2 separate regions of the Homo sapiens genome follow, and region 2 is linked to region 1. Evidence: chromatin loops called from intact Hi-C (ENCODE). Cell type or tissue: endothelial cell of umbilical vein. All regions are shown on one strand. Links, peaks and the distances in the headings refer to the core of each region. The heading gives the core; the rest is flanking DNA.

Region 1 (5,392 bases), core at 222-5,221:
TGATTCTATATATTGAAATGTACAACATTTCATGAGGAATTGCCTTTGTTAACAGCGTATACAACCTTCTGCTGGTGCATTGACCTTTTTACTAGCCAGTCAATGCCTATAATACCTAAACAATCGTAAAATGTTTCATTTTTTCTTCAGTTTAAGAATTTTTAGTCTGCACAGTGGCTTCCTTTAATCCATAACTTGTTTTCAGATTGTATTTCAAAGGAGGAAAAGCAAAGGAGGATAAACAATTTACAAAAATATAAGGAGAATATAAATATTATGCTTGAAATATACAAAGAAGGAATGGAACCATAATATTCAATGCAAGTTACAAAACAAGCTATGAGAAAGTTGTAGTGTATGAATAAAGAAAAGAAAGTCATTATAAGATTTATTTTTGCTTTATTTTGGAGGAGGATGTCAACATATCCAATATGCCAAAAGATATCTCAAAGCACCTAAGGTTTAATTGCTATCATGCTCTAACCCCATTAAAAAGATATGCTGGTAGACAAATGCCAACCAAATTTCCACTCTTCTAGTAGTCTATCCCTGGAGGAAAACTAATGATCACTAACTGCTAAGATCTACTGAGTGATAGATATTAAAAACTAAAGGAACAGAGCTGTTTCCTGAAAGAAAAATTGAACATCCATTGCAAATTATCCAGAAGCATAATCATATATGGTTTCCAACTCTAATTGAAGGAATTTTTAGTGATCAAAAATTTAATATCTGAGCTCATTTGCAGGTACTGTAGCATGATATCTATTTTAGTCAGTTGGATTCTTCTTTCCCACGACATTTAGTTGCCTAGCCTCTGAAGGAGAATTAACTTGCTTTGAGACATTCAATAAAAATCCGAGAGCCCACCATGTGCAGAACTCTATAGGAAGGATGATGAGGCACCAGGCCTGGATTCTGCCTCCAAAAGGAATAGCATCCAAGGACTAAACTTAAAAAATAGAAGTGTCACAAAGGCTTAAGGTTGGACTATGATAGAAGTTTAAAAGAAAGGAGGTACAATAAACTACAAATGTTAGTATGACATGTCATTAAAGATATTAAAAATGGTGTTTCCAATAAGTAATCATATAGTTTCTTGTCACTTATAAGATGAAATATTATACACTCACAATTATATTGCTAGTTACAATATGTAAAAAATAATTATGGAGAGCAAGAAAATTAAGATTGATTTTTTAAAATGCAATGGCAAAACCACAATGATCTGGTTTTATTATTCCAAAATAGCGTTTCTCAACCTTGACATTATTGATATTTTAGACCGAATAATTCTTTATTGTAGCAAAAATGAGACACTATTTAATGCATTGCAGTATGATTAGCAGCATCCTGGCTTCTACCCACCGAACAGATGCCAGTAGCAACTTGTGCCCTAGTTGTGACCACCATAAATGTTTATAGATGTTGCAGTTGAGAACCAGGGCTCTAAAGCAACTTGTGCCCTAATTGTGACCACTACAAATGTTTATAGATATTGTAGTTGAGAACCAGGGCTCTAAAGCAGTGGTTCAGGTGTTAGCTTCAGTATTAACATAGTGGCCAGTTGAATGTACACCTCTAGGTAGCTCTTTACCATGGGTAATAATTACCTACTTACTTATCTGCACTTTCCTATAAACCATAAGTTTCCTCAGGTCTGGAATTGTATCTTACTTGTTATTGGTTTTCTATACACTAAGCAGTCTATGCATATGCTTTATGCTGAATGAATCAATAAAGGAAGCTAGAAAGAAAGGAAACAAAAGAGGGAGGTAGCTGAACTGACCAATGAAGTGTGGAGGGGCTCTGGCATGCATCATATAGTGTCAGTGGATGCCAATATTAATTTTCCTCTCAGTCAAGAGAACCACAAATGTCTCCAAACATTGCCAAATGTCCTCTATGGTGGGCAAAATGCCTCTAGTTGAGAACCAGTGTTCTAAAAGATTGCACAGATAAGGTTTCAACCTTGTTATAAAAGGAAATATGAATTTTGCAGTACTTTCTTTCTTTGTCCTACTCAATTAAAAAGAAAGAGCTCTAATACATTAATGGTTTTGGAGTTAGACATGAGATAGGATATTGACATCCAGTTGGCTGTATGATTTTAATAAATTAGGCTCTTTGAGCTTTAATTATTTCATTTGTAAAACTGGGACATTAACGACTACCACATGGAGTTATTTCATTCAACAAGTATTATTACTTGCTACTTGCTGGATAGGCACTGTGGTTGGTTCAGAAGATATACAGTGGGAGTGGTAACAGTTATGATCTTTGCATTTATATTTTATACTCTAGTCTGGAAAAGCAACAGTAATCCAATAGTCTCCCGTACAAAATTTAAATTACAAATTGTCACATAAACCCTATGATAATGAAGAAGGTTCTATGAGAACAGATAAAAAGGGGAACGTGACCTAGAATTGGGTGTCAGTAAGATTTTCCCAAGGAACTGCCACTTGACCTTGGGCCTGAGGGAGACAACATGTGAAAGCACAAGGCTGTCCTGATATCTGGATACTCTGTAGAAAATCAATGAATGCAAGCAATAGGTTATAATCATCACTGTCCCTAACAAAATTAACAGATAGGAATAAGATGTTAAGCAAAGTGACATTGTATTTAATGTCTTTACCATAACAAAAAGGTATGCATAATTCATTTTATAGAATTCTGAACTAAGATAATAGTTGTAAGAAAATTGTGATACTAATAATGTTGACGCAAAAAAAATCAGTTCTTTTGGAGTATAGAATGTTGGTGCCTTTAACATCTTTACTTTCTGGATATACAATTTCCCATTGTATTTTGCATTATGGTTACATTCTTCAACTAGGGAACAACAAGGATTAGCACATAGTCCAGTTAATAAAACCCAACTATTCCACTGTGCTAACAGTCCCTATGAGAACTCCAGCCATCAGTTAAACAAATCATTTGGCTGGGATTGGAGCATTTACCATATGCACAAGTTACTAATTTCCTGGACGTTATCAGCCATTAGCTGGTTTCCTGTGTCCCAGCAAATGCTGAGGTGAGAGCCTTGATTGCCAAGACTGAACGTTTCAGACATGGGTCCATGGACCATTTCCTCCATCTAAGATATAATAACACTCTATATTTGTAATTCTTCTGTCAAATGCATGTGGAAAATGGCCAGAAAGTTCAAGTGAAGGAAAATGTGTAAAAAAGAAAAACTAACTTGTGTCAGTGTACCGTGCAATTATGCTGGCAAAACTCTATTAAAATTTGGAGGACTCAGTTGCCCGCAGCAAGAGGAGTATGAAACAGAACTAATCACCAGGAAACTCCCACACAGCATTAAGGGATTTATTTAGAGATCAGACTGTGTCCAAATGAATGACAATTGTCATTTTCTTCATTTCTAATCTACAAATGCTGCTTTCTGGCTAATCAGAGTTCCCAAGGTGGGGAAGGAATACATATGGTCCCTCTTAACTCTACTCAAGACCTCACAGCCTATGCTCACTCATAAGCAAATGTCACCACTGTCTCCTCTTCTGTTTTATCTTGGTGACTTCAAGGCATAAATTAAAAAGTACATCATCAAACAAAAAAGACTGAGAGTCTGAATTAAATACTTAAGTGACCAGAGCATTTTGTCCCTCACAGTATTCTAATTAATGGTTTATTTAATGTGCAAGATAGTGTGACAACTTTGTTTACAATTAGAAATTATTTGCACAGTGAAACATTAGAACAGTAAAATAGGAGGGTAGTCTGTTTTTTAATACTCGAGGATTATTGGCAATATTTTATTAAGGCAAACACAAGTCCTTTAATTTTTAGAATGCATAGTGTTCATCATTTGACCTTGGCATATCACTTCATCATACTGAGTATTTCTTTATGCTCTCTTCCAGCCCAAAAGTCTGTCTCTATATGGAGACCATTTGAAAAGTTTCAAACCTTTATAAGTAATGTTATTCATTATCTTAGACATCCTTTAGAACCTAACAGCTTACTAAATAGAGTAGGAGGGCCCCCCAATTTCATAATTTCGAAGATGACATATACACTTTTATTACTTAGATTCAGCATAAAGAATTATATGAATTTCATAGTTTCTGTGATGGTTATTAGCAAACATCACAATTACATTTCCTAAATAATATGTGCTCAAGAAACATAGCATTGTGTAAATAATTTTCATATATTTATATGTACTTATATATTTATACATCTTTATTATGTAAAATAAGTAATAAATATATATTGTATGTTATGCTATTTTATTAGGATGAACTCAATTGTCACAATCAGTACCTAATTAAAGAGGCTGATTTGCCTCAGCATTTGATCAACAGGGTTCCATCACTGTTCATGCTCTGACAATCCATTAACCAGTACATGCTATGTGACAGGTTTGGTTTCTGAATAATCAGCTAGGTAACTTTTTATAGATCACATTTATTATCTTTTTTATTATGATATTGTCATTTTTACATTACATAGTGACCAATGTTCATTCTAGAGAGGTGGAAAACACAGATATGATTATTGAAGAAAAAAATGACCCCACTTCCCTACCTACAGAATTTTAGTATGACTTTTACTATGACCATTTTTCCCTAAGATTGAATATGCTTTCAAAAAATGCTATTTAAGTGGCAGCAGTTGATGGCTTTGCCATAATTTTCAAGCTACTACACTGCAGAGACTTTGTCGAGCAGGATTATTTTTGGCTACTTTATGTTGCTCAAATTTTTACCATTTACAACTCATGCTACAACTGAGTGTGATCTGTGTCTTAGTCAGTTTTGTGTTGCTTAAAAGAAATACGTGAGGCTGCATAACTTATATTTTTAAAAAAGAGGCTTATTTAGCTAATGACCCTGCTGGCTGGAAGACTGGGCATCTGGTGAGATCCTCAGGTTGCCTCCACTCAAGACAGAAAGCAAAGGGAAGCCAGACTGTGCAAAGATAACACGGCAAGAGAGAAGGTCAAAGTGGCAGGCTTTTTTTAATAGCCAACTTTTGTGGGAACTAATAGAGCAAGATCTCATTTATTACTGTTAGGAGAGCACCAAGCCATTCATGAGGGATCTACCTTTATGACCCAAACACCTCCAACTAGGCCCCAGCTCCAACACGGGGATCGAATTTCAGCATGAGGTTTGAAGGGACAAACGTGCAAATATTGGCATTCTGCACCTTTGATTTTAAGGTGGGTTTCTAGAAGGAAATTAACAGCTCAAACACTAAAAATAATTTTCAGAAAAGTCAAACCAATTCACATTTCCACAACAATTCGTAACTTTATCAAAATATCATTACTCTATTTGTTTTAACTAGTGTACATTTGATAGTAAAAATAGTATCTTGGTTTTTTATTTACATTTATTTTACTACTAGTAATATTTAT
Region 2 (5,392 bases), core at 262-5,261, 81 kb before region 1:
TTCTTTGTAATTATTTGTTTTTGAATTTTTTTTACAGACAGGGTTTTTCTGTGTGGTCCAGGATAGAGTGTGATCACAGCCCACTGTAATTTAGAACTCCTGCACTCAAGCAACCCTCTGGCTTCAGCGTCTCTAGTAGCTGGGACTAGTGGGGCATGCAATCACATCTGGCTTTTTAATTTTATTTTTTACAGAGATGGGGTCTCTTATGATACCCAGGCTGGTCTTAAACTCCTGGCCTCAAGCAATTCTCCTATTTCATCTTCCCCAAAATGTTGGAATTACAGGCATGAGCCACCATGCCCGGCCTATTTTTTGTTTAAAATATCAGAACTGTCCATGATATGCTATCAAACAATGAATATACACCAAGCCCTTCAGAGACACAGTAAGCCTAAAAAGATCTAATAAAATAATTTTGAAATGGGGGGACTCAAGAAGACCATATTTTTACTGAGAGACATACAAGTAATTTTATTAGAATGTACTGATTAGAGTAATAGAGATATGGTTAAGATGAAGCAAATGAAAACTCAAGGGAAAAGAACTGTTAGCCTACGTTGGCCAGAGAGTCTTGGTATAGAAGCCCTCCTGAATATGTCCTAAAGGCTAGTTGGTACCCACCTTTTAGGCCACCTGTCTAAGGTCAAAAGTGCTTACCATAGTAAAGTGCTTGCCTCCATCTCCAGTAATGAAGATCCAGAGAGGGAAAGCGATGTTGTTACACAACTTTAATTTGGGCCCACTTTGGAAGACTTGTTGGTAAATATGGGAAAACTAACGTTAGAAGTCTTCCTGATTCACCCAGCTGCCAGGCACAGTGATGGTGGTGGCAGCAGTGGTGCAGAAGGTGTGGGGAGAGGTGGGACTAACTGTGACGGAACGTGCATATAAATGACTGGCAGGCAAGGTACTGAAGTTCTTACCAAAGTGATGATGCAGGGATGTCCTAGATATGTCCTAAAAGACTGCATTTCAAGCTCTCAAACAAATATTACATTTTCCTGCTTATTTATGCCTATTTGTTCCAGGTCGAGTCGCACAGTTCCTGCCTATTGTTTAAGCAAGTGATTTCTTTCTAATAAGTATATACCTCTTTGTGTATCTACTTTTCTGCTCTTATCCACACCTGAGGGAAGGAGGAAACCGGAACTTGTTTTGCACCAAGTAATGGCTAAAGAACTGATGTTCTTCCCTTTTTTAGAGGATGGAATGGACTCCCATGGGACAAAAAAAGGTAGAATAGAGCTTAAATAGCAACTTGAGTATCACATCAAATATACAAATGAAAAAACAGAGAAACTAATACAGAACGTATTAAAACTCCCTCTATAAAAAAAATGTTTACCGGGCTGGGCGCTGCAGCTCGCGCCTGTAATGCCAGCACTTTGGGAGGTCGAGGCGGGCGGATCACGAGGTCAGGAGATGGAGACCATCCTGGCTAACATGGTGAAACCCCATCTCTACTAAAAATACAAAAAAAAATTAGCTGGGCGTGGTGGCGGGCGCCTGTAGTCCCAGCTACTCGGGAGGCTGAGGCAGGAGAATGGTGTGAACCCGGGAGGCGGAGCTTGCAGTGAGCCGAGATCGCGCCACTGCACTCCCGCCTGGGTGACAGAGCAAGACTCCGTCTCAAAACAAAACAAAACAAAACAAAGCAAAACAAAAAAATTGTTTACCGGAAACTGTTTTACCCCTGAAAAATATAAAACTTATACTTACACACATACACACATAGTAACAGGAAAATTAAAATCTAAAAAAAGAAACAATAAAACATGCAACATAAACCAAACAGAATTCTGTTTGTGTTCATCAATAAACATACTAAAGGGAAAAAATGTTATCCTTTTCTGTACACAAAGACCATCCTCTTTAGCTCAGTGTATGTGTCTGTGTGTGTGTGTGTGTGTGTGTGTGTGTGTGTGTGTACATAACAAACCTTACATTTTACCTGTTTGAATTTTGTGACATTCAAATTCTGGATAATATGCAATGTTAAAAAATTGGTTTCTGATGGCAAAATAAATAGAAGGGATCAATCATATGTGAAAAGTAAAATTATATCCAAGGACTTATAAGGAAAATTTTTATGTCTATCTATCAAACAATCAGAAAACTAACAAAACAATGCTTTCAGGGAAAAAAACTATTCATTCCATAACTCCCTAAATAAAATTCCATATACAGTTGAATAAGTCCACTAGAGGTTATTTTTTTACCACCACAGTTGGTTTTAATTGATTCCATAAATGATACAGCCATGTGGTAAAACTTCTTATCATATAGATAGGTACATAAAGAAATACACCTTTCCAGAACTGTGTGTTTTTGAAAATCCCACTTATTTTAAAACATTAAAGTCTGTTATAATATGACATTTTATGTTTTTCAGAGTGTCCACAAATAATAAAGACATCAAAAGTAAAAATTTAAATACAGTGACTCTTGTCTTCCTAAAAGTAGGGACTGTGTTTATTTTATTTTTGAATTTTAGTTGATAGGCCTCCCAGTACAACACCATAACTATTAAAATTACTGTTTAGGGTATTATTAATTATATCTCCTGAATGCATTGAGAAAATTCTTTGTAATGCAATAGTCAAAAGAGAAAATGAACTGTACTTATAACATATTGGTGTGAATAATTAATTGGTTTCTCACAAGAATATCCTCTGTGGCTTCTTTTGTTTATTATACTAGTCACACCTTTCCTGGACCAAGCAATTCTATTCTTAAAGAGCTACATAAATCTAGACAGGAAAAAAGATCCTAAATATATGATTGACACCAAAACCAGCAAGCCAGCAGCTCTGGGGATAGTCATTTTACAAAACTGCTTAGTCATTCCTGTCCAGCCCTGTAATGCCCAAGTGTCAGCTGCTGAGAAACCATATCATGAAAAGTTAATTTGGCTCTTAAAGATAACATGCTTTTAAAAAGTGATAAGAAAGAAAAGTTGAGCTGGGTTCAGACAGACTGTCTCTGTTCCCAAGTTCCGAAAATGCACTCCCAGAAATATTTTCTGTCGCCTTATCAGCAGCAACATTCCTTAGCAATCCTGATTAAATAAAATGTTTCTTCCTTCAAGGAGGTGGTGTGTTTGTGTGTGTGTGTGTCTGTGTCCCTATATATTTCTAGCCAGGAGTTAGCATGAGACTGGGTAGAAAGCCAGTGTTATAGGCATGTCTCCTTAAACTTCACACTTTCCTAAAGTTGTTTTTTCTCTTTGCCTTCATCTGAGTCCTCTCTTCCCTCCTCCCCTTTATTCCCCACTGCTATTGTTCAATTTGGCAGCACATTTATGGATGCAATCTTTATGAGACCTGCTATGTGAAATAAACTCACACTCTATTCTCGGCATCCTCCCTTCTCTTGTCTATCCCCCTTGGAAAATGTGATAACCTGTGTTTTTGAAAATACTACTGTCTTGTGTGTACATTTGCTTTGAAAATTGAGTCATTGAAAATGATCTTGAGCAAAGCAACTCACACCTGGGGAACACTGCAGTGAAGAGAAAGATCACATGGAGGCTATGAGGAACCAAACAAATGGTCTTGACATCTGCTGAAGTGTTATGTAGGAAGCCGGGTAGTAAAAAATGAAAGCAAAGCTTGATTTTTCACCCCACCATTCTGCCCCCGACACACTAAGAATAATCTTGACTGACCCAGTATCTATTTGCCTCTCTGAGAAAAGCAGTGAAGTTGAACTGGACATTATTATCCCACAGTAACAGTGATCCAAATACTTAAACACTTAGAATTGTACACTTTGCATAGGAAGAGTAATTCCTAGAGTATATCAGCTTTAAGGCAAATGGTGACACGTTTGCATTCTTAGAATGATAGAATATGCTAGTTTCTGCCAATCTATCTCCTTCTCTCTCTCTCTTTCCTACTTTGTGTATCCAAACCCTACTTGGACAGCCTTTTTGTGAATAGCACTGTTGCAGAGAAACATTAGCTGTTTTAATAGGACACAAAAATGAACCAGAATAGAAATGTTATAGAGTGGTACTCTGTGCCCTTCTGGCCCTTTCAGTTGCCAGGTGCAGCAGTTCGCTCCCCAAACCTACAATGGGAAAGGAATGCCACCCACTCCCTTGCTTTCCAGTTTCAACTCCTGCCTGTGGCAAAAACTGTAAGAAATCTTGGTACTCTTCCACTAAGTATAGACAGGATCCTTCCTAACACAGCACCCCAAGCAGCCAAAAATCATTATCAATGAATCAGAGCTTGTTTAAAAACTAGCATCTAGCCGGGCATGGTGGTTCATGCCTGTCATCCCCGCACTTTGGGAGGCCAAGGCCGGCGGATCATGAGGTCAGGAGACGGAGACCATCCTGGCCAACATGGTGAAACCCGTCTCTACTAAAACAAACAAACAAACAAAAAATTACCTGGACATGGTGGCGTGTGCCTGTAATCCCAGCTACTCAGGAGGCTGAGGCAAGAGAACCACTTGAACCAGGGAGTAGGAGGTTACAGTGAGCCAAGATGGCACCATTGCGCTCCAGCCTGGCATCAGAGCGAGACTCCGACTCAAAACAAACAAACAAACAAACATCTAATTGCCTTCCTGCATCAAGCCATCCTTTCGTAAGATTGGTGAGCACAAAGAAAGTTGTGGATCCATTGAGATGCTATCTCACACCAGTCAGAATGGCTGTTATTAACAAGTCAAAAAATGACAGATGCTGGTGAGGTTGTAGATAAAAAGGAATGCTTTTAAATTGTTGGTGGAAGTGCAAATTTTAGTTCAACCATTGTGGAAGACAGTATGGTGGTTCCTCAAAGACCTAGAGGCAGAAGTACCATTTGCCCAGCAATTTCATTACTGGGTATATACCCAAAGAAATATAAATCATTTTATTATAAAGATACATGCATGCATGTGTTCATTGCAGCACTATTCTCAACAGCAAAGACATGGAATCAACCCAAATGCCCATCAATGATAGACTGGATAAAGAAAATGTGGTACATATACACCATGGAATACTATGCAACCATAAAAAGGAAGAAGATCATGTCCTTTGCAGGGACATGGATGGGGTTGAAAGCCATTATCCTCAGCAAACTAACGCGGGAACAGAAAACCAAACACTGTGTGTTCTCACTTACAAGTGGGAGCTGAATGATTGAACACATGGACACATGGAAGGGGGAACAATACACACTGGGGCCTGTCTGGGGGGATTGTGTGGGGGATGGAGAGCATAAGGAAGACTAGCTAATGGATGCTGGGCTTAATACTTGGGTGATGGGATAATATGTGATCCAAACCACCAGAGCACACATTTACCTACGTAACAAACCTGCACATGCTGCACATGTACCCATTAACTTAAAATAAAAGCTGAAGAAAAAAAAATAAAGTTATAGATCAG

The links. Hi-C counts contacts between places; a loop is a spot of excess contacts. Peaks named below come from ENCODE experiments on the same cell type or tissue, not always from the same donor. Only the 100,000 strongest peaks of a DNase experiment are listed, where the experiment ranks them.
Region 2: a loop joins it to region 1, with 7 times the contacts of the local background. A loop is called at or near these places in 1 of 110 quality-filtered maps.

Annotation. Positions count from the first base shown.
Region 1 is chr3:29,599,985-29,605,376 of GRCh38, reverse strand. The region is part of intron 4 of RBMS3 (RNA binding motif single stranded interacting protein 3); the gene reads right to left. Among named protein-coding and RNA genes, the nearest start is that of RBMS3-AS2, 40 kb to the left of the region's middle. In endothelial cell of umbilical vein, for the core only: no CTCF peak of the experiment used is centred there; a DNase peak (open chromatin) is centred at 3,016; H3K27ac peaks cover 1,591 bases.
Region 2 is chr3:29,681,319-29,686,710 of GRCh38, reverse strand. The region is part of intron 4 of RBMS3 (RNA binding motif single stranded interacting protein 3); the gene reads right to left. Among named protein-coding and RNA genes, the nearest start is that of RBMS3-AS2, 41 kb to the right of the region's middle. In endothelial cell of umbilical vein, for the core only: no CTCF peak of the experiment used is centred there; a DNase peak (open chromatin) is centred at 2,920; H3K27ac peaks cover 1,821 bases.